Regions from separate parts of the Mus musculus genome. Here region 1 is linked to region 2. A link is a loop called in an ENCODE intact Hi-C map of the cell type or tissue named here. Cell type or tissue: heart. All regions are shown on one strand.

Evidence for each region. A loop is a pair of places that touch in the nucleus more often than their neighbours do. Peaks named below come from ENCODE experiments on the same cell type or tissue, not always from the same donor. Only the 100,000 strongest peaks of a DNase experiment are listed, where the experiment ranks them.
Region 1: it touches region 2 in a loop (4-fold over the local background); 18 of 42 quality-filtered maps call a loop at or near these places.

The regions. Positions count from the first base shown.
Region 1 is chr2:30,472,222-30,477,221 of GRCm38, forward strand. Ier5l (immediate early response 5-like) reads right to left here and starts at 1,978. Exons shown (of 1, transcript NM_030244.3): 1 at 410-1,978. The coding sequence starts at 1,790. The coding sequence ends at 570. Gm31291 (a long non-coding RNA gene) reads left to right here and starts at 2,087. Exons shown (of 7, transcript XR_003954013.1): 1 at 2,087-2,253; 2 at 2,854-3,057; 3 at 4,148-4,215. In heart, CTCF peaks have their summits at 219 and 2,010; DNase peaks (open chromatin) are centred at 810, 2,050 and 3,480; H3K4me3 peaks cover 2,879 bases; H3K27ac peaks cover 2,821 bases; H3K27me3 peaks cover 1,709 bases.
Region 2 is chr2:30,587,410-30,592,409 of GRCm38, forward strand. No RefSeq gene overlaps it. Among named protein-coding and RNA genes, the nearest start is that of Cstad, 5.1 kb to the right of the region's middle. In heart, no CTCF peak of the experiment used is centred here; DNase peaks (open chromatin) are centred at 462, 2,042, 2,552 and 3,672; H3K4me3 peaks cover 613 bases; H3K27ac peaks cover 2,365 bases.

The DNA.
Region 1 (5,000 bases), 120 kb before region 2:
AGAACTTTGGAGGCCGCCCCCAGAGAGGAAATGTGACCGAAACGTCCCTTTTGGAGATAGAGTTTGCCTTTGTTTTTTTGCTCAGGGTTTCACAAGACCCGTTCCTCACCCCAGAAAGGCACTCAGGAGAGCGGAACGTCGGGCTTCCCGGCTCTTGACAACTGATTAGAATCGGCGTCCGGGGCCCCGCGCCCTCCTGCGTTGCGCCCCTGGCGCGCCCGGGCACCCAGCCTCGCCCCCGGCGGCCGGGCACCTCCTCCGGGCAGCAGCCCTGCCTCACGTGGCAGGCTCCTCGCTAAACACCACTGCAATCAGTACAATAAAAAGGGGGGGAAAAGAGTAAGAGAAACACAAAGCATACTTAAATAGGCGCTTTTTCTCTGCAAAAATAAAGTCCAAGATTTTTAGATTTTTTTTTTTTATTTTACAATTTATAAAACATCAGCCTCTGCTCGTCCCCAGCTCAGCCCCGAGTGGCCAGGACCCGCTCGCTCCCTATCGCCCCTTGGCCGAGTCTTTGTCTGGCCCCAGCCCCGCGGGGCCCAGGGTCCCCATGCCCTCGGGGGTCCCTAGAAGGCGACAATGGCTCGAGTCCAGGCGCCGAGGCTGGCGAGCGCCTGCTTGGCGCACAGCTGCCCGTTGAGCGGCGGCGGCTGCTCCGAGGAGTCCGGCTGTCGGCTCACCAGCCCCGAGAAGCCCGAGCCAAAGATGGAGATCAAGTTTGAGATGTTGGACGCGTCCGGGGACGAGTCCGGGCAGAAGTCCTCGAAGCGGGCGCGCTTACAGGGGGCGAATGGGGTACCCCCGGGGGGCTCGGCTCCCAGGTCGCCCGCGTCCTCTTCGTCGTCCTCTTCCTCCTGGCCAGGGTAATACTTGCGCTTGCAACCAGCGGCGGACGCCAGACCGGGTCCCGGAGCGCCCTGGCCACAGCAGGGGCAGTGGGCGGAGGCGCAGCAGTCCTGGTGCAAGTAGCCGTTTTCTACCGTGGTCACCACGTGAGTGTCCAGGTCCAGCACGGTGGTCTGGCTGCTGCAGTGCACGCCGAAGTCCGAGGGGGCCGGGTACGCGCCCCGGTAGAAGCCAGTGGATGAGGAAGGGGCTGTAGAGGCGGGCGGAGAGGAGGCAGCGACGGTCGAAGGGGCAGCCCCCGGAAGCACCGAGGGCGCAGAGCAAGCGGCCGGGACGCGAGGGTCCCGCGGGCAGAGCGCGGCGGGCGCGGGCGGCGGCAGCGGCGCGGGACCCGGCTGCAGCGGCTCCAAGTGCTGCCCGCGGTGGGGCGCGCCGTGCGGCGGCTGGAGCGCAGCGCACCCGGGCAGCTCCGAGAGCGCCCCCGCGCAGCCCGCGGGCGCCCCGGCCACCGCCACCGGCGCCGCCGCCGTGCAGCCCCTGGGCGCCGGGTGTTGGTGTTGGTGCAGCTGCTGCTGGAGGTGCAGCTGGTGAAGCTGGTGGAGCTGGTGCAGCTGGTGCCGGGCAACCGGCTCGCGCGCCTCCGCGTCCCCGCCGCCGCCAAGTTGGAGCGGGCCGAAGTCGGCCGCGCTGGCCGGCATTCCGGGCGCCGCGTAAGCGAGGTGCTGGTGCTGGTGGTGGGGCGGCTGCTGTTGCTGCTGCTGCTGCTGGCGCCGGTAGAGCTCGGCGTAACGCTCGCTCAGGTAGAGCTGGCGCGCGTTGCGGAGCACGTAGGACACCAGGAGGTTCTTGTGCAGCTTGATGCCGCCGCGCTGGGTCCGGGAGCTGTGGATCTTGCGCAGGGAGATGCTGATCAGGCTCTGGGCGTCCAGGGCGCACTCCATGCTCCCGCGGAGACGCGGGCGGCGGAGCAGCCGCCTCTGGTGCTGCGAATGCTGCTCCTTGCGTGTGTCTCCAGTTGGTCGCCCGGGCGAGCCAGGCACAGGGAACCGAGCCCGGGTCGGCGGGTCGGCGACACTCCGAGAGAAGTCGCCACCATGCGTTGCGCGCCACCCGCAGGCTCACGCTCCCCAGACGGCGCCAAAGCAATGAGCCTCCGCCGGCCCCGGCCCCAACTATTTAGCTGGGCAGCAGCGCCCCGCCCCACTGTAGATTAGCCAATAGAAGCGTGTAGAGCCTTCCGACTGACAGCCACTGCCCTCCCCGGGACCACTTGACTGGCCAATCAGACCAAGGCGGTTCCTTTGTGCTATTCAAATAACGAACGGACCCCGGGCCTCCAACGCCGCCGTTGCCTCGAATGTTCTCCTGGGGCCGCGGCACCTCGTGGGACTAGGAGCCTCCGAGGTAGTCTCTCTCAGCTTTGGGTCGCCTCTTGGGAGCCACGTCGAAATTCGTAGCTTTCCTGGACGTGGCTCCTGCGAGCTGGGGGTCGGCTCACCTGAGCGCAGCGGAGATGGCTCCGCCCCCTTCCGCATGGTTGGGCCTCACCTGCGGCAGGTGCGCGCGGTTCCCCCGCTTCGAGCCACGCGGCGCCTCCTCTTTTCCACCTGCCACGGCCGGGGGCAACCTGGGCGAGCTGAGCCTTCTTCCAAGAAAAGCTGAGTGGGGGGCGCACCTGAGAACTAGAGTGCTGTCTTGGAAGAGAGGGTTTGGGGCCTGATTACCTGATGTGTTAGCCCAGGGGCCTCTGGGAATGGTCACGGAAGGGCCTCTCTTTCTGTTTGACTCAAATCCCAGTGATTTTTGATCTCTAGTAGAGAAGCTTTGTGATCGTGAGACTGCCTGGGTGGGGGGTGGGGGTGGGGGTTTGGGCTATGAACCCGCCCCAAGCTTCCTCCTCTTTTGGGAGACCTCTTCTTTCCTGACTTAATATCAATGACAATAGAAGCCCTAAGTGCCTAGCTTGGATCTCTTACCAGAAAAGTCTGAATTTCTCCCTTTAAGGTTCTTGGAGGCCAAGCTTGAGACCGCTTGAGTGGAGCAACCTGTTAAGTTTTGGTCCTTACCCTGAGCCCCAGGAGTACCCAGGCCAAGGACTTCTCCACTTTTAGATTCTTATTCTGAGTTATCTACTGACCAATTGAGGACAGAGAGCAGAAAAGAGAGAAGATGCCTGAGAGTCCCCTTGTACTGAGAAGCTTAAAGAGAGTAAGAGGGCAAGGGTGGGTGTGGGGGGCCCAAGATGCCAGCCGCAAGCCTCATCCACCGCGTTTAAGGTTCCTTTTAGTACTTAGGTCAGAAAATTGGCCCAGGCAGAGTCCAGGGCTGGGCCCTTGAGTGGGACTGGGGGATGGGGGGGGGGGAGTGGGGCTCTTCTGAAACCCTCTGTCTTTGGACCCTCTCAGCAACTCTGCCCCTTGGCCAATGTCTCAAGAAAACCACTCACCAATTGTTTCTGTAAGTGGTGGCAAGTGTCAAAAGCGGGGGACAGTTTGCTCAGGTTTTCAGATGAGGAGGCGTAGTCACTAGCTCCAAAGAGGCTTTGTCTAAGACCACAGGCTCTGGGCACAGTGCTCTGCTCCGTCCGCACCATCTGGGGACATGTAACTGTTAGAACAGCTCTTCTCACCCTGTGTCAGCAAGGCCAGGATTACGTTGTGGGGCTGAGGCTGGAACCTCAGAACAAGCACACGTGGTGGCATTGGGGATGTAACCTCATGCATCCTGGGGGTATAAAGCCGTATCTCTGCCCACCTGAATATCTCAGAAGCTTACAGGTTCAGGAAGGGAGCGGGATGCTCCTACAGCCAGGAGGACTGAGCTGGAACTGGGGGAGTCTGCGGCTCACAATGGATGCTGTCTTTTCCCAGTATTTAGTGAAGAAACTTGAGACTTGAAAGAGGTGGTGGCGGGATTTGAACCGAGTTCTGTAGGTGCCTGGAAATATGTTAGTGGGGCCGAGTACACTTCCTCAGGCCTAGCTCCTGATGAATGATGTAATGCCCCTGCCCCATCCATCCATCCATCCATCCACCCATCTATTTATTTATTTTTTCCAAGTGCCCCAGGACCAGAGTTCTCCAGAGCTCCTGTGGAGGCAAATATCATTCTTGGTTCCATACATTCATAGTCATTCTTAGCGCTGTGACATAGAAGATAGCTCTAAGGACCAGCCTGGGAATCAGAGTGGGAATAGAAGTGGGTGGTGGACTAGGAAATCAGGTCCCTCTTTTGGGCTTGGTATTCCCCCCTCCCCCATCCCTTCCCCAGCCACCACTAAAGGTGAAGTTCTTTTCAGTGGGAATGATGAAGTCTCACGCTCTGAGGCAGTTGAGCCACCACTGAGCCACACCCCCAGGTACCAAGGTGAGTGTTGAACTAACTCTAAGGCCCTTTCACTTGTGTGTGTGATTATGTGTGTGTGAGCACTGGGGATGGGATTGGTGAGGGGTGCAGACAGGCAAAGTGTGGCCACTTTGGGGGGGCTCTGTGTAGCCCCATGGGGGGGGGAATCTTCTTTGCAGCCTGTTCTCAGTCTTCCTTCCTTCTCAAGTGCGGGCTCTGGGGTCAGCAAGCTGAGCAGTTGTTTGGCTTAATAAAACCCCTTGATCTTTTTTGAGGTAGCTTTGGGCAGGGGAGCTGCTGCAGATGTTTCAGAAAACCTCCCACTGAAGGAGGCAAAGGACAAAGGACAGCTGAACTATGTGTGTGTGTGTGTGTGTGGCATGTCCTGGGGGAGGTGTGGCTGTGGGGGGGCACCTGGTAAGGATTTATAAATATGGATGGAGTGGGGTCAGCTGCATTCAGACCTCTGCTTGTGCACACAATGATTTGGCAGAATGCTACAGAGACCATTCAAGACTCTGTGTGTGTGTGTGTGTGTGTGTGTGTGTGTGTGTACATATGTGTGTGCACACGTGTGCTTCTGTGTGCATGCATGTATTCCTGTGAATGAGCAGGGCCCTCAGCCACCACCTTGTAGAGGGGAGCAGTGCACGAGGCAAGGTTTCTAGAGATCACCTGAGTGAGGTTGGGGTGCTCGCCTTTCTTCCTTGCCAACACAGGTAGATTACATCTGGTCTGAGTAACCATTCCCTAGAGGAAGTTAATTAATGCCTCAATATTTACCAAGTGTCTGCTGGGATGGCGGC
Region 2 (5,000 bases):
GCAAGAAAACTCCGCCTCCGTGGGAAGTTGTGGGTCTTGGGCAACGAGTTCCAGCCTCTGTGCCTCTGTCTCCTGCTCTATACCGTAATGTGGTGAGGTAAAACTCATTACCTGGTGCCAGGAGCCATCAGCTCTTGGAGCAGAGCCTGATAGTGGGTGGGCTCTGTATTCATGCTCTGTCAGTAAATCAGGTTCACTGTCACACCCTGCTCTTATGAGCATCCATCCATCCTGTAGACTATAGAAGCTGTTTTAACATTTTTGCCACACATTCACCTCAGCTCCTGAGGCTTGCCCTTTTCTCCTCAGGGAGAAGGTCGCCTGAGGACACTGCAGGTGGGCTAACCATAGGAACCTACTGAAACTCTGGCTGGGGCTTCTGGGAGCAGGACTGGCTTCTAGCCAGTATGGGTGGCAACTGTAGGAGACCCTTGTGATGGAGGGGAGAGACAGAGAGCAATGGAGCCATGTCTGTCAGGCCCCTCCCCCTCCCTGAGAACAACCAGTCAAGGAGGGGTGTGTGTGTGTGTGTGTGTGTGTCCAGTGCTGAGCTCAGGGTTCTGACAGCCTCAGTTGCTCCTGAGCAGGGGGAATCCACACCCCTATTGGTCCACCGCAACTGAGCTGTCTCTCCCACCCAATCTTCTGAAGAATTAAAGTCTCCAGTATAGTGTGATGATCTCATACTTTCAATTCCTGGCGCTTGGGAAACAGAGGCAGGCGAATCTCTGTGAGTTCCAGACCAGCTTGGTCTACAGTGCCAGTTCCAGGACAGCCAGGACTACACTGAGAAATCCTGTCTCAAAAACAAAACAAAACAAAACAAAACAAAACAAAAAACAAACAAACAAACAAACAAAAACCAAACCAAAACAACAACAACAAAACAAAAACAGAGAGAGAGAGAGAAAGAAGGGAGGGGGAGACTGCAGCCCACAGCTCCACAGGTGCACCTGCAGCCACAATGGCAACGTGGTCAGGTAAATGAGTTGGGGACAATGGACAGTCCTGCCTTAGAGCTTTGAGCTAACACCAATGAGCTGTGCAGGCCTCACATCCCATTCTTGTGAGCACACAGGGGCTTGACCTGGTCAGGGTGTGTTTGTAAAGGTCTCTCTCTCCAGGGAGTGGGCTTCAACCCATCACAATCCCTGCACTCCCTCCTCCCAAGCTCCACCTCAGTGTGCACTGTGGACTCTTGGGAAGCGGCTGCTTGACTCTGATGGAGCCTGAGTCTCCAGCCGGCTGCTATCCACCAGCAGGGAAACTCAGGACCCTTCCTAAGGTCTCACAACCGGCTGGGTCTGGCCTACACAGGTTGTCCACAGTGACCTCCAACCTCAGGTGCTCAGAACCCACCTATCACATCACCAACGAATCGTTGGGGTAATGTGGAAGCTAGGGTTTGACTGAAGAATTGGGTGCCATAGCCTCCCCAGGCTGGAATAGGAGATATGCCTTCACCCACCCTCTTCCCTGGACAGAGTCAGCCTTGTCGTTTTGCCCTTGCAGGGTTTGGAGAGGCCTCTCAGGCCCCACTGCATTTGCTCACTCCACCCCCACCCCAACCCCCACCCCCACCCTGCTGGAAAGTAAGGAGCTCTGGCCAGGACCCTCAGCCCTTGGCTCTGTTCCTCCTCCAGCTGTGGATGTCTGGCCTGTGACACTCTGAACTGGTCTGACAGCTCCACACAAACAAACTCGCTTAGGGTGAGGTGGCCAGCCTGCCTCACAGTCTCTAGGAGCACAGAGGTTCCCACGCAGCTGCGGAGCCCAGAACCTGGGTTCCAGGTAGGCAAGACCCACTAGTCAAGATCCTCTCTCCCTGGGTCCTTGGCTGGATCTCAGCTGGACTCCCTGGTGGCCGTGGCCATGGCCATGGCCATGGACTGCAGGGAAGCAGCCTGTGGTTCCTTGGCTTTGATTGCACAACCCTGATGCTGGAGGCCAGAGCAGACATCTGCTCTTGAGGACAGTCCAGCACCTATACCCCCCTTCCTGGCAAAAGCCCCTCTGATTACCCAATGGGGAACTTCCCAATATGTACAGCCTGGGAGGGGTCCTGCATATCCAGATGCTCTGGCTGTCCTTGCTAAGGAGCTAGCCCGGAGCTATGCCTTGTCAGCAGCCGTTCCCTGAGATTCCTTGTCTCGATGGATGGTGCCTGAGTCTTGCCTCTCTATCCCTCTTTTCTTCTTTCTCCGCGTGCCCCCTTCACTGGCAATGAAACCCTTCCCTGAGAAAGGTAAAGAGATCCTTTTCTCAGAAGAGCAGACACACAGCTGGTTAGATTCTAGTGCTAAGCCTGCTCTGCCTCACTAGAGGTGTGGCCCTGGACAGGATGCCCATCTCTGGGCCTCATTTGCACATTTGCACCTCAGAGCTTGTCCCTCCATGATGACCCATCAGCACTGCCTATAGCCCATGCCTGCTTTGAACGTTAAGGCCACAGTAGATAGGAATGTCCACTGCCCAGGGCCTTTCTGCCCTGACCCCAGAGATCTGTGATAGGGTTAGTGGAAGAGACCAGCTGAGTGTGCCTTGGCGACTTCCTGTAATGTGCTAGGCTCATGGGGATCAGAATTCTATTCCCCAGTCTGCCAAAGGCCAGCACAGCGGTGACTTCATAGCATAGCTGTCTCCTCTAGAAGCCAGAGGACTTCATACTTGTTGATTTTTATTTTCCTTTAGCAGGAATAGAGATGGAACCTAGGGCCTCGAACACACTAGGCAGGCACTCCCAAGCTAAGTTACACTCAAACATTAAGATTTGTTACATTTGTGTGCATGCGCTGTGTGTGTATGTGTGTGTGTGTGTGTGTGTGTGTGTGTGTGTGTGTGTGTGTGTACTAAGGCAATCAAGTTTAGAAGTTAGAGGACAACCTGGGGTAATGTGTATTGCCCTCCATCAGTCTTGGGGACTGAGCCGATGCTTGGCGCACCTTTATCCGGGGCCACTTGGCCAGATGAAAACCTTTTAGATAGAATCTAAGTTGCCCAAAGGGGCCTTGAAATTGTGAGGCTGGGGTTACAGGCTTGTGCCACCAGGCCTGGCTCTTTCATATAATTTTATTAAAAGTTTTGTCTGAATCTCAGCACTCAGGAGGCAGAGGCAGGTGGATTTCTGAGCTCAAGGCCAGCCTGGTCTACAGAGTGAGTTCCAGGACAGCCAGGACTACACAGAGAAACCCTGTCTCGAAAAACCAAAGAAATAACAACAGCAACAACAACAACAACAACAAAAAACAAAACCAAAAACCCAAAAAACAAACAAACAAAAAAGTTTTGTCTGTGGTCGGGTGTGGTGGTGCATACCATTAGTCCCAGCACTCTGGAGGCAGAGGCAGGGGGATCTTTGTCAGTTTGAGTCCAGCCTGATCTGCAGAGCAAGTTCTGGGATACCCAGGGGTAGGGAGAGAAACCCTGTCTTCCAAAGCCACAAACCCTCAGTTGTCTGGAACCGTCATTGGTCCCCTCACTCAGGTTCCACGATCCTGGAGTGGAGGAATAGAATTCTGATCCCCATTTCAGATCATGCACTCCAAGAGAACAGCATCTACAATAGAAATGTCAGTGTGTTCCCTAAGCTCTGGGTCATGGCTTTACTGGGGGAAATGTAACTGGACTACATTTCCCAGCAGTCTTTGCATCTAGGCGTAACCACATGTCTGAGCTCTGACCAATGGAGTGGGTCAGGGAGGGAAGTGTCTCATCCGTCCCATTTTATCCAGGAAATAAACATCCTTCCATGCTCTCCACAGTTTTTTTTTTCCTCCTATGCAGCATTGTAGATATTACAGCTACTGTCAGTCCCTAAGAACGGCAGAGCCACCAGGAGTTAGGTCTTTTCCCTGCCAGTCCATAGCTACTGTAACCAGAGCTACAGATGTGCTTTTGTTTGGAGTTTGTCTTAGGTTATTTTCCTATTGCTGTGATAAAGTACACTGGCAAAGGGAATTTAAGCCTGGTATTAGAAGCCTGTCCACGAATCTGTAGCTGGGAGTTTATGGGACTCAGTGAGAAGCCACTACACTGTTTACCAAAATGGATACAGTATTAAACTGCCTTCATCAGCGAAGCTTCTCTCAGCAGACAATAGTTATTGAAAGTCATGACTGGTCAAAGTGCAGGGAATGGTTGACACTAAATAGAACATCTATCACACACACACACACACACACACACACACACACCCATGCATGAATATACAACGCATGCCTGCACTTAAATGTTGGAAGAAAGTTTTCATGGGAGAACAGTGGAGGGAGGGAGGGTAGTGGGGATGAAAAGGATTAAAATTCATGATACACAAATATAAAATTGACAAAGAATAAAAAGTAACCTAAAACTACGTTCTTTTAAAAGGCAACCTAACAGAGAAAGGTGTTTCAGCTCACAGTTCAAGGTACAGTCCATTAGAGTGTCAGAAGCCGCTGGTCCCATCTTTTCCATAAGCTAGTGTACAAATCCCCTTTCCCCATTGCATACAGTCCAGGAACCCAGAGAGAGGGGGTTCTATCCACAAAGAAGTGAGTCCTCCCATCTCAGTCAACAGGATCACGATATCCCCCTGAAGCCACTTCCCCCACAGGATTCTTTATCTTGTCATGTTGCCAATTAACACCAATCATTACAGGGTTATTTGTTATAGCCATTGCCGCTAACAAAGCATCTCCATTGTCTCTACCCAAGGACGGTTGTGTTATTTTTGTTTGTTTTGTTTTGTTTTGTTTTGTAGAAGAAATTTAGTGTAGGCTCCCTGAAAGCTAGCAGGCTGCTCTACCGTCATCCTGAGATGGCCCACCTCTGGTCCTGGTCTACACAAAAGGAAAGCCTGTTCCCCAGGGCTCTGATTTCTGACCAGGGACTTGCCCTCAGTCCTCCACTCCAGCTTGTCACAATGCTTTGCTCTGGTAGTTCCTAGCTGTATTTGGTCATCTTGTTTGATATATTTGGTTGTTGTCTGGGACCAAAAGACTGGCATCCCTGGAGGGCGGGGG